Regions from separate parts of the Mus musculus genome. Here region 2 is linked to region 1. The links are chromatin contacts, found by Hi-C or POLR2A ChIA-PET in ENCODE. All regions are on one chromosome and are shown on one strand. Each heading gives the region's core, a stretch centred on a gene start or an enhancer-like site at or near the end of the contact. The rest is flanking DNA. Distances are from core to core; before and after follow the strand shown.

Evidence for each region. Hi-C counts contacts between places; a loop is a spot of excess contacts on that map. ChIA-PET counts read pairs that join two places held with the same protein, here RNA polymerase II (POLR2A).
Region 2: a loop to region 1 is called in a map of heart, with 7 times the contacts of the local background. The contact joins the promoter of Itpripl2 here to the promoter of Coq7 in region 1. A Hi-C loop is called at or near these places in 1 of 37 maps with a recorded cell type or tissue (heart). POLR2A ChIA-PET finds 5 or more read pairs at or near these places in 1 of 5 experiments (Patski).

The regions. Positions count from the first base shown.
Region 1 is chr7:118,531,302-118,536,668 of GRCm38, reverse strand. It overlaps Coq7 (demethyl-Q 7), which reads left to right and starts at 3,313. Exons shown (of 6, transcript NM_009940.3): 1 at 3,313-3,490. The coding sequence starts at 3,418. It overlaps Tmc7 (transmembrane channel-like gene family 7), which reads left to right. Exons shown (of 16, transcript NM_172476.4): 16 at 1-825.
Region 2 is chr7:118,489,450-118,494,816 of GRCm38, reverse strand. Itpripl2 (inositol 1,4,5-triphosphate receptor interacting protein-like 2) reads left to right here and starts at 2,842. Exons shown (of 1, transcript NM_001033380.3): 1 at 2,842-5,367. The coding sequence starts at 3,483. The coding sequence ends at 5,090.

The DNA.
Region 1 (5,367 bases), core at 2,064-4,563:
CATATGTACATCTGGAGGCGGAACTCATATCCTCAAGCTCTACACAATCATTTCCGTCATCTTCCATGAGGCTGTTAACCTGGGATATTTTTGTTCCTGTGGGAACATGTGCTTTGTAACATTTTCTTGTATTTTAAGATCTATGAGTTTTAAAGCCTAACAACAGGAGTTTTGAATAAACCAAAGTTTACTCCATTCTCATTCTACAAATCCTGGTTGCTGGCATTTTTGCCTAGTGCCTTCATGAAGCATTCTTGTCCTCACTGTGGCCCTGAGGATAATCTGCTGTCCTATGTTTGTAGGAATGGTAGATAAAATAAACAACATATTTTCTTTATTATAAAACAGATAACAAAATATGCCAATTGGTATGTTGGTTTTAGTTAGTGCTGCTAATGTGTGCACCTCCTACTTGAATATTTTAATAACTTGGAATAACCAGGCAATGTCTGTATAGCTTTAAAGTGCGGCTCTCTAACGGGTGTGTGTTAAACTCCTGATTCCGTGTCTTGAAAGTTTTAGAGTATGGTTGTCCTCAAACCCACAGACGCTCTTCATCACTGGTTAAGTGATGAAGAGAACTGCAATACTCAGTAAAGTTGCTCTTTGTCACTGCAGTTAGAGGAAGTAGCATTTTGACATCGATGGATGTGTTAGATGAGTCTTGTCTCCTCTTGGCTATTAAGAAGCCAAAGAAAAGCAGGTTTGTGTGTTTTGAACGTCAAAGACAATATCTTAAGCATTTTATATCTTGCTACCATTGAAAGCCACTGTTTGTATTTATTTTAATATTCTATAAATATATAATAAATATTGAAAGTAGCTATATATGTGTTGGGTGCGTGTTGTGAATACATATTTTTTAATTTCTCCTTAATAACATCTTGATGTTCTCTCCAAGTAGCTCCCTTTTGTAATGGCCATCTAGCCTTCCACAGTGGTAACACACATTTCCAGTAACTATGCAGTCACTGGTGGGTACTTGAAGTAGGTATTGTCATTCTTCCCCCATAGGAACACTGGGAAATTGAACTTTAAAAGCCTTTGCAAACATTTTCACTTCCCGTCTGCTACTATAGGCTCCGGTTCTGTTTTTCTTTCTCCCTTCTCTTTCCCCTTCCTCTCTTTTCTATTCTCTCTCCCCTCTGTCTGTCTGTCTGCCTGTCTGTCTATCTGTCTGTTTCTCTCTCTCCTTCTTTCTCTCTCTCTCCCTCTCTATTTCTTTCTGGCAGAGCAGACCTGCAGGTTCTCGCAGCCACGAAATGTTCTCATCTCAGTGAAGGAGAATCCAGTTAGACAGGTCTTTACTTTGCATTAACTGTTAAGTTGGCAAATCAGACCTCACAGCCAAAAATCTGATGGCAGCTAGCCACTATGCTCTAAGTATTTGCGAACAGAAGAATTCATTTTTTCCTGGGTGGTACAAGATCTGACCGTGTGAGAACTTCTGAACACATCTTTACTCTGTAGAGTGAGGCTTTACCAGAAACCTGTCCAGAGCATGAGAGGTACTTGAAACATGGGACATGCTCTTTGCTGTGTGACTGTGAACAAATTCCTTCACCTTCAGAGACAGTTCCCTTACACTTAAAATACAAAACTAAGACAAACTTGCTTTTATATTTCAGAATTTGATTATGGAATCACATATTCTTCGTTGTCTTTTGAAAATATGAAAGTGCTTACTATAAAGTATGAGAACATTGAAAACCACAGAGAAAAATCAAAATTACACATAAGCACACAAGTTTTTTTTAAAGAGGCACCAAAGGCCAGCCTGGATGACACAGCAAGTTGAAAGTCATCTGGATACAGGGTGAAATTCTTGTCTCATAACCAGAGTGGGGGAAGGGGAAGAGGGAGGAGGAAGGGAAAGAGAGAGAGAAAGAGAAAAAGAGAGAGGAGAGAGAAGGGAGAAGAAAGCAAGCAAGCACAAATGGAGGGAAGAAAGAAAATGTAGTAGTCTCATATTTTCCACTTAAATGTTCTATTTTATCCAAAGTTCTTTCAAAGTTCATTGTTCTAACACCCCTGGAAGCTCCAGAGGCCAAAGCAGCCATTTCACCAGTTTAAGGCAAGCCTGAGTGACATAATCAGATCTGAACTCGTCATTACATCCATTTCAGGGAGCTGCTAACTGTGCTCATGAGTCATAGTTTGTTAGCATTCTCTTGATGGTAACCTTTTTAAAAAACATGTATTTGTCTGTGTGTCACATGTGCAGAGAGTCCGGAGGAGAGTGCTGGGTCACTTGGAACTGGAGTTACAGGCCGTTGTTAGCTTCCTGCTGTGGCTTCTGGGAATCAAACCCAGGTCCTCTACAGGAGCAAGAAGTGTTCTCAACTTCTGAGCTCTCTCTAGCTCCAATTTTTTAACACTTCCAAAAATTTCCAGTAATAACTAGGACATACACCTCAACATTCTTTTATCTCTTTAGGACAGATCTAGAAGTGGAATGCACGGGAAAGGTTCTGAACATTTGAAGGCTTTGAGAGCCAGATTTAGGTTGAGTATTCCACAGGAATATTTAAGTACCCTCACTGCCGCTAAGGCCCAGTACTTGGGCTCGTCTTAATTTTAAGTTACTGTAGTATACTAATTGAACACTATAATTATATAGAATGGGTTAGTAGTTTCATTTATTTTACAGTAGCTATGAATCAAATACCCGCCCCCCTCCCGCCAAGGGTGCAAACTCTAGTTTTCCTAAAGCCACAGTCTCTAGTGGTCCTATAATAGGCACTGATTATCCTTGCAGGTATGGTTTTTCCCCTTATATACTTATCTGACTTGAAAATTTATTTCTATTGGCTAGATCCTAGCTGTCATATTAATGGATATGCACTTTAAAATGTTTAATGTATGTTACTAAATTTTCCTTCCCTCAACACACAGCTATGTTCATCACTAATGTGCACTAGGCCATGAATAATCCAGTAAAGGATGAACAATGAAGCAAATCTCAATATAAAAATTGAGAAGGAACGGAAAGTAACGGGAAACAAACTGGGAAACCCACAATTACACCGAAAACTGGCATGTTTTACCAGGTAATTGCTGACTTTCAGGTGTAAATCGGCTCTTAATAGAGAAAAATAATCTCCATAACGTGGAGGAAACAACAGTGACCTGCGGGTCGCCTTTCCAAGACAGGGAGAAACCCTAACCTAAAATGCCTCTCCAGGGCAGCTCTGCATCAACCCTAAGAGCCGACCGGGCGCCTTCACGACGTTACAATGATCGACAGGGGGAAGACCCAATAGAGTACGTGAATCGGTCATTTCTAACCAATCGGGTGTAATCCAGGGCCTAGGGGCGTTTCCTCTGGCTCTCGGTCCGCGGCATCTATGCGTCATCACCCTGAGTCGAGAGCACGATTGGCGGGGCGTTTGGACCATAGCTGCATTGTCCGCAGCGATGAGCGCCGCCGGAGCCATAGCGGCTGCTTCCGTGGGACGCCTGCGCACTGGTGTCCGGAGGCCCTTCTCAGGTACCGGCCGTTCGGGGTCGTGGTTCGGCGCGGGGCTCTTCGCCGGTGACTATTTGCAGTGGAGGTCACGGATGTCACGGGGAGGACGTCTATACGTCACAAGCGCGCGACATGGGGGTGGGGTTTGTAGTACGTCTAGTTGATTGATAGGAACGGGTGAACTTCTGCAGGATGCCCTGCCGGGGAACAAGTGATTACCAGCCTGTGATGTGACGTCAGTGCAAGTGTGGAACTTGAGTGTCCTGCAGTGTCCCTCCGGTCTCCACTCGGGACTTTCTCAAGCAAAGTAGCCTTCCGACGACAGCATCAATCTGTTATAAATGCAGATTTTCGGGTCCCCCTCATTATCCACTGGATTGATAGGTTTTAGAGTTTTAAAAAGTGTGTGTGTGTGTGTGTGTGTGTGTGTGTGTGCGCGCGCGCGCGCGCGTGCGTGCGCACAATAATTAAATTCTAGAGAGGCCAGAATTGGGGTTTGAATCTGCAACTAGAGTAACAGGCAGTTTGTGAATCCCTATATATGGGTGCTGGGAGCCCAACTCAAGTCATTTGCAAGTGCAGTACACATTCTTAACTGCTGAGCCTTCTTTTGAGCCGTAGAGTCTCTGTTTTTATCAAGCCTCTCATGGGACTGTTTGTATTGCAAAATATGGTAAGCTTTGAATTTGGAATGGAGAGAGGTAGGTTTGGATTCAGGTCTGATTCATCCGAGCTGCCCCAGAAAATCGTGGTCATTTTCTCGAAACTAAATCTTCAAGCATTAGATTTCTATTTTGCCTGAAGGCAATATTGTTTGGAGGTTTGAGATGTGTTTTTGTTTAACTACAACTTATTAAGTAATTTAATTGAAACTACATCCTTTTGGTAAATAATAAGCCAGAATTGTCTGCCCCCAAATGGATGAGTAATCACACACACACACACACCACCACCACCACCACCAATACCATGAGAACAGCTATGAAACTTCATTAGATATTGTTGTGTGTGCCTTCCAAGGCTTGAGTCCAAGGTTGTTTTTCTTTCTGGAAGAGAAGAGTGCTTAGCAAGTGTTTGGATATTTTTCAAGACATGCCAGTTATAGAGATGTTTTCCTTGGTGATAAATGGATCAGAAGAGACTTTTTAAGAGCCTCTTAGTATGTAATTTATGTGTCCATAAGCCACTTAAAATCTTCTCATTTGCCACTTAAAATCTCCCAGATACCATGGCTGGAACAGCACTCTTGAGAGCTTCTAGCTCTGCGATTCAGCTTTATTTTAAAGTGTGTAACAAGGCAGTCAGGTCTCAGGGATGTGAATTTTAAGGTTCCTTGCTAACCCAGTGAACAGGTTAACAATAAGAATCACTTGTTTTCATTTATGAAGTAACTTAGTTTCCTTTGTTTCATATACCCTCATGATAATAATAATTAAAAAAAAACCTTAAGTGTGTGTCTCCTTAAAAAAATAAAACTAGCCTTGCTACTGGATAGGTTTTAATTTGGTTTTGAGACAGCCTCTAGCGCTGGCTGACCTGGACCTTGCTTGTTCACCAGGATATCCTTCAATTCACAGAGCTCTGCCAACTCATGCTGGGATTAATACCTATACTGATTTCTTAGGTAAAAGGACAAACACTACCCTCTCCCAGTCATTGAGTGCAGAAGTTGTGTTTGAGAGAACATTCCAGTGTGTTCTCAGTTATAAAGAATCCTGTTTATCACACCTCAAAAGCCAGCCATATAAACTTGGCCCACCTGCTCAGCTCCTTGTTATTCTTCTTTTAAAAAAAAGATTTATTTTATATATGTGAACACACTGTAGCTGTCTTCAGACACACCAGAAGAGGGAATCAGATCCCATTACAAATGCTCCTGAGCCACCATGTAGTTGCTG
Region 2 (5,367 bases), core at 1,593-4,092, 41 kb after region 1:
CCATCATTACAACCTCATTTAAACATAGTGAATTCCTCAAAGCCCTGTCTCCACATGGGCATCTTGGGGGCTGGGCTTGAACATAGAATCTGGAGGTGAAAGCACAATCCAGGGGAGGACTGTCATTGCCTTTCTTACTTGGTCACTCTTCACACATGACCTGGCAGTATCCCAAGGCATAGCACTGGTCACAACTTTTGGGGAAGCAAGACACTTTTTTCCTTCGAACCCAGAAAAATGTGCAGCTAGGCTAACCCTTGGCATACAGAGGTGACCTGTCAGAGCCCAGTCCATTAGGAGAAAACAGAGCTGAGAGGCAGAAGGGAAATAGGTACATGTGGACTTACTGGACCTAGATCCAGCTTAACCTGAAGTAGGATCTCCTTGGATTCCTCCATTACCTTGACGCCACACATTTTCCCTTAAACCATGTCTGGCTGTATTTCTGTCCCCTTCATCTTGTTAGCTAGTCTGTACTTTCTTATCTAATACACATTCTGGAAAAGTCGGCCTCTTGGAATCCATCCCTGTCACTACCCAATAGGCGCATGAACAAAGTGGCCGTGGTGGCGGAGACGCAGGTTGTAGAGGGGCTCAGCAAAACAGACTTTCACTCACAAAGCCTGACCTGGCTACGGGTGTTGCTGAGTGCCAGATCTACCCACAGCAGAGACCAACTGATATGATACCGTTCCCCAGGAATGAAGGTATGGTCACTCCTCCAGGAAAAGAGCCAAGACCTGCTGAAGTGCTTACTGAGACTGGAGGAAATACAGAATATCAAGGAAGGTAGTTATACATACCAGCTAAGGCCACGTGACCAGCTGCAGACACGATTATAATGGACACAGTGTTTCTGTCGTATTTTGCTAAGAATGTGAACACATATGAACATATACACTAAGCAGACATTTTGCTTTCTTCCATTTCTCTAATGTAATATAACATAGGTTGAGATAATATTAGTGATTATTATCATATTTACGTCATGAAACTCTAAAAGACTAAGCATCCCTCAAGGGACATTGCCATCTAGTCTAAAATATATAACTAATTAGTGATTGTATGTGGCTAGTTATATCATGTTGGGCAGAATTATGACCTAGTTATTGTTTTTATTTGGAAGTTAAGGGTGATATAAGGCAAGGTGACTGTGTGTCAGGTTGTCAAGGGGTGGATGTGTGGTGGTAAATCTTGGTATCAACTTAAACACAAGGGGGGCACCTTGTGAGGACACCCTAGGAATCCTCTGGACTCTGGCAACAGCATACATGGGATCTAAAAATAAATCCAGTGGCTGGGGAGATGGCTCAGTCAGTATAACACTCGCCTCACAAGCACGAAGACCCTTGTTCCATCCACAGAACCTCTGTGAGGAGGAGGCAGGTATGGAGGAGCAGCACACGATGGCCCGAATGTGAAACTCCAGCACTGGGGAGGTAGAAACAAGCCAATGCCTGGAGCTGCTGGCCACCGAAACAGCAACCTCAGGTTCAGTGAGACACCCTGTCTCAAAACCCAAGGCGGAATAGCACCCAAGGAATGACACTGAGGAATAACACCCAAGGTTAACTTATGGCTTTCACATATAAATGTGAGTGAACACACACACACACACACACACTTCTGCTTAGCCTGACTAGTTCAGTCAGGATCTCCTGGACTAATGCTGGGATGACCCTCTATCCTGGTTCTATGGTTGGGATCCCATATGCTCTAAGTCATTTACCCTTGCTCCCCTTATACAGCAGCAAGGTGTAATAAGTGTGAACAAATACAGACGACTATTCAAATACATTCAAATTGTTCCTGGGACTTTCGTGTTATGAAAAAGCGCAGGCTTTCCAGGTTTGTAAGAGTCCTCACAAAGGACTCAGAAAAAAAAAAAATGCCCAAAGGACACATGGACCTCTTCCCTGGCCACCCTGCCTTCTGACTCCTCTAGATGGAAGCACAGCTCTGCAAAGGCTGTGTGACTTTGGGTGATCTTTGGAACCTGGCTGGACTCTAGTATCAGAAAATCTGAGAAGATACTACTTATTGGCAATAGATATTAGCACTAAGGTCTTATCAGTATGGATTAGCATTAAAGTACAGAGTAAGTATGTACCATGTGACTGATGCAGGTATAAGGCAAACCAAAACCAAAACACAGTTCTTTCTTTCTTTTCTTTCCTTTTTAAAGTAAGTGTGTGTGTGTGTGTGTGTGTGTGTGTGTGTGTGTGTGTGTGTGTGTGCTTGCATATACGAGGAGGTCAGAGGGTAGGTAACTTGCAGAACACTTCTCTCCCTCCACTATGCAGGTTTGAGAATCAAACTCAGGTGGTGAGGCTGGGCATCAAACCTGTCTCCTGTCCTGCAAAAACTATCATTATCGCTTTGCACCAGCTCTCCCAGGTCTCAGATCCAACACTACCTCGTCAGACACCCTACAGTTTGGGGCAGGACTCTGAGGATCATCCTTTGGAAGATCAACCTGTACTCCTTCATTCAGCTTCCTTTCAGAACATCTGCTGGTGGGAATCTTTGTTTTTGAGACAGTCTATGTAGCCCAGACTAGTCTTGAACTCATGACTCCAGCCTCGGGATCAGAGGCAGTCATCACCACCCTTCTCTGTTCGTAGTCCCGTTTTACCAGACTGTGAGCTTGAATAACAGGCAAGAGAACCTCCACACTATCAACTGCATTCCCAGCCCTTAGGCTCCTGTCTAGTGCTTAGTAGGTACTCTACAGAGGTTTACAAGACAGCACAGCGGCAGACAGCTAGGGGCCACTTCCGCCCGAGCCTGCCACGCCGCCAGCGGGACTCGTTGGGGGTGGGGCCGGGCGAAGGGAGGGCCGGGCGGTGGGGCTGCAAGCCTTCCTCCAGCAACTTCCCAGTAAGTGCGGGATCAGATGCAGCCACCGCCCCGGAACCAGGCCTTCCCCGTTCTGCCTTCCAGGAGGGGGCCCAGGAGTAGCCCTCGGGAGTGCAGTCTCCCGCAAGTCCCGAAGTCCCTCTGGCCACCCGACGTCGAACCAGGCGGAGGCTGGGAGGGGGCCGCCCTCCCCGCGAGGCTCCAGACTCCGGCATTTCCTCCCGGCTGCCCGGCGCGGCCTTCCCCTCCGAAAGAAGAAAATCCCGGGACCCGAGTAACCCGGCCGATCGCCCCTGTGCACAGCTGTGGCGGAGCCAGGAGGGCCGCCCAGGGTAGGGTAGGAGTCCGGGGCAGAAGCCAGCCCAGGGCAGCGCGGCTGGGACTGAGCGGGACAGGGACAGGGCGCGGTCAGGGGCCGGAGCGAGCTGCGCGGGCGGCGCCTGGAAGGGGAACTTGAGCTAAGAGTGGAGGCAGAGCAGCGGGGCTGCTGGCCCCGGCGCTGCGAGCGGGGAGCCTCCTTCAAGGCCAAGGACACGGGGGCCTCGGGGCCTCCGGGACGCTGCGCGCATGCTGGGCAGGGGACACCACCCGGGCTCGCGCCCTGGGCCGCCCGGTCTCCCGGCATGTCCGTGCGGTACACGCTCAACCTGCGGGTCTTCTGGCCCTTGGTGACCGGGCTGTGCACGGCGCTGGTGTGCCTCTACCATGCCCTACGCAGCAGCGAGGATGCCCGGGCCGAGTCCCCCGACGGCGCAGACAGCGGTTTCCCGTTGCTCAAGGTGGCCATCCTTCTTCTCCTCGGCTACATCCTCCTACGATGTCGCCACGCCATCCGCCAGCGCCTGTTGCCAGGCTCTTCCCGCCCGCGTGGTCATGCCAACTTCTCAGCCAGATCCTTGCAAGAGCCAGGCCTGAGCATCTTACTGGAGAGTTACTATGAGCACGAAGTGCGCCTGTCGCCGCATGTGCTAGGTCACAGCAAGGCACATGTGAGCCGGATTGTGGGGGAACTAGTGCAAGCTGGCCGGGCCCGAGGGTCTCCAGGCCTCATCACCGGGGGAGCACTGGCTTTGGCCTTCCGGGGAGACTTCATCCAGGTGGGCAGCGCCTATGAACAGCATAAAATCCGCCGACCCGACAGCTTCGACGTGTTGGTGCCACTGCGACTCCCGCCGCAGGTGGCGCTGGAGCCGCGGAGCCTGGGGACCGAACCCTCGCTGACCCCAGCCTTCCGCAGCTGCTTCGTGTGCGCCCTCAAGGCACCACCCTCGCCATCGGGGGCCTCGACGGGCCAGTGGCATCGCGACTGCAAACCCTTCGCTGAAGGCTTCTGTGTGGATGTGCAGGGCCGTCGCCACCTCTCAGCTACCCTGGTACTGCGCTGGTTCCAGGCGCACCTACAGCGCTCCTTGGCCACTGTGCGCTACAGCTTGGAGGGTCGCTGTCGGGTCAGCCTGACCCCAGGCAGTCTGGAGCAGCCCCCCACCCTCCACATCCTTCCTTGCCGCACGGACTATGGCTGCTGCCGCCTTTCCATGGCCGTGCGCCTCATCCCTGCTGTCCACCTGGGTGATGGCGTCTTCCTTGTGGCACCACCACCACCACCCTCGCCTAGCGGGGCCCTGTCAGAGCTCCCGGGTGGCCTGCGCGCCGAGGCTCTGTGGGGTGTGAACACAGCACGTCAGGAGCAGAAACTGCTGGGCTGGCTTCAGGAACGGGCGCCTCCAGGTGCCTGCTATCTCAAGTGCCTGCAGCTGCTTAAGGCTCTTCGAGACTTGGGTGCCCGCGGGCTGGACCCGATGGCTGCTACACACTGGGGACGTATCCTGTCCTCTTACGTGCTCAAAACGGCGGTGCTGGAGGTGCTTCTGAACGAGGGCAGCCCAACGCCCAGCTGGGACGAGGCACACCTGAGTGAGTGCTTGGAGAAGTTGGTGAAGTTCCTTAGGGACTGCCTGCTGAGACGCCGAGATCTCTTCCATTGTGTCCTAGGTCCGACTGGGGCGGCTGCCGAGGTTGGCCCCCTGCCCAAGGTGCTGCGGGAGGCCGCTCCTGTTGACCTCCTGGCGCCTTTCGACCCGCACTCCCGGGAGCTTGCAGCAGCGCGGTTGCTGTCCACGTGGCGAAGGTTGCCCCAGCTTCTCCGAGTCTACGGTGGTCCCCGCTACCTTGCCAGGTGTCCAGCACCCCGGAGTCAACGCATCCAGGGCTCCCCTGAAGATGAACCATGAACCCTGATTACACTCCACCTGACCAAATGCCCCTTTCCCATGAGATGAGAGAGCGGATGGCAGCTAAATTCAAGAAGAGCTGTTCAAGGTGTGGGAAAATTTGAAGGATGTCACAGGATTTGATGGCACAAATGTTCTGTCCTAGGCTCTATGGCCTAAGATATCAGTGGCATCTTCTGCAGACCTATTAGAGTATCTTGGGTGGTCTCATACACAGATGTCTCTGACCCCGAATTATTAGAAGCAATCACCTTTGATATACTTATTTGGTAAATAC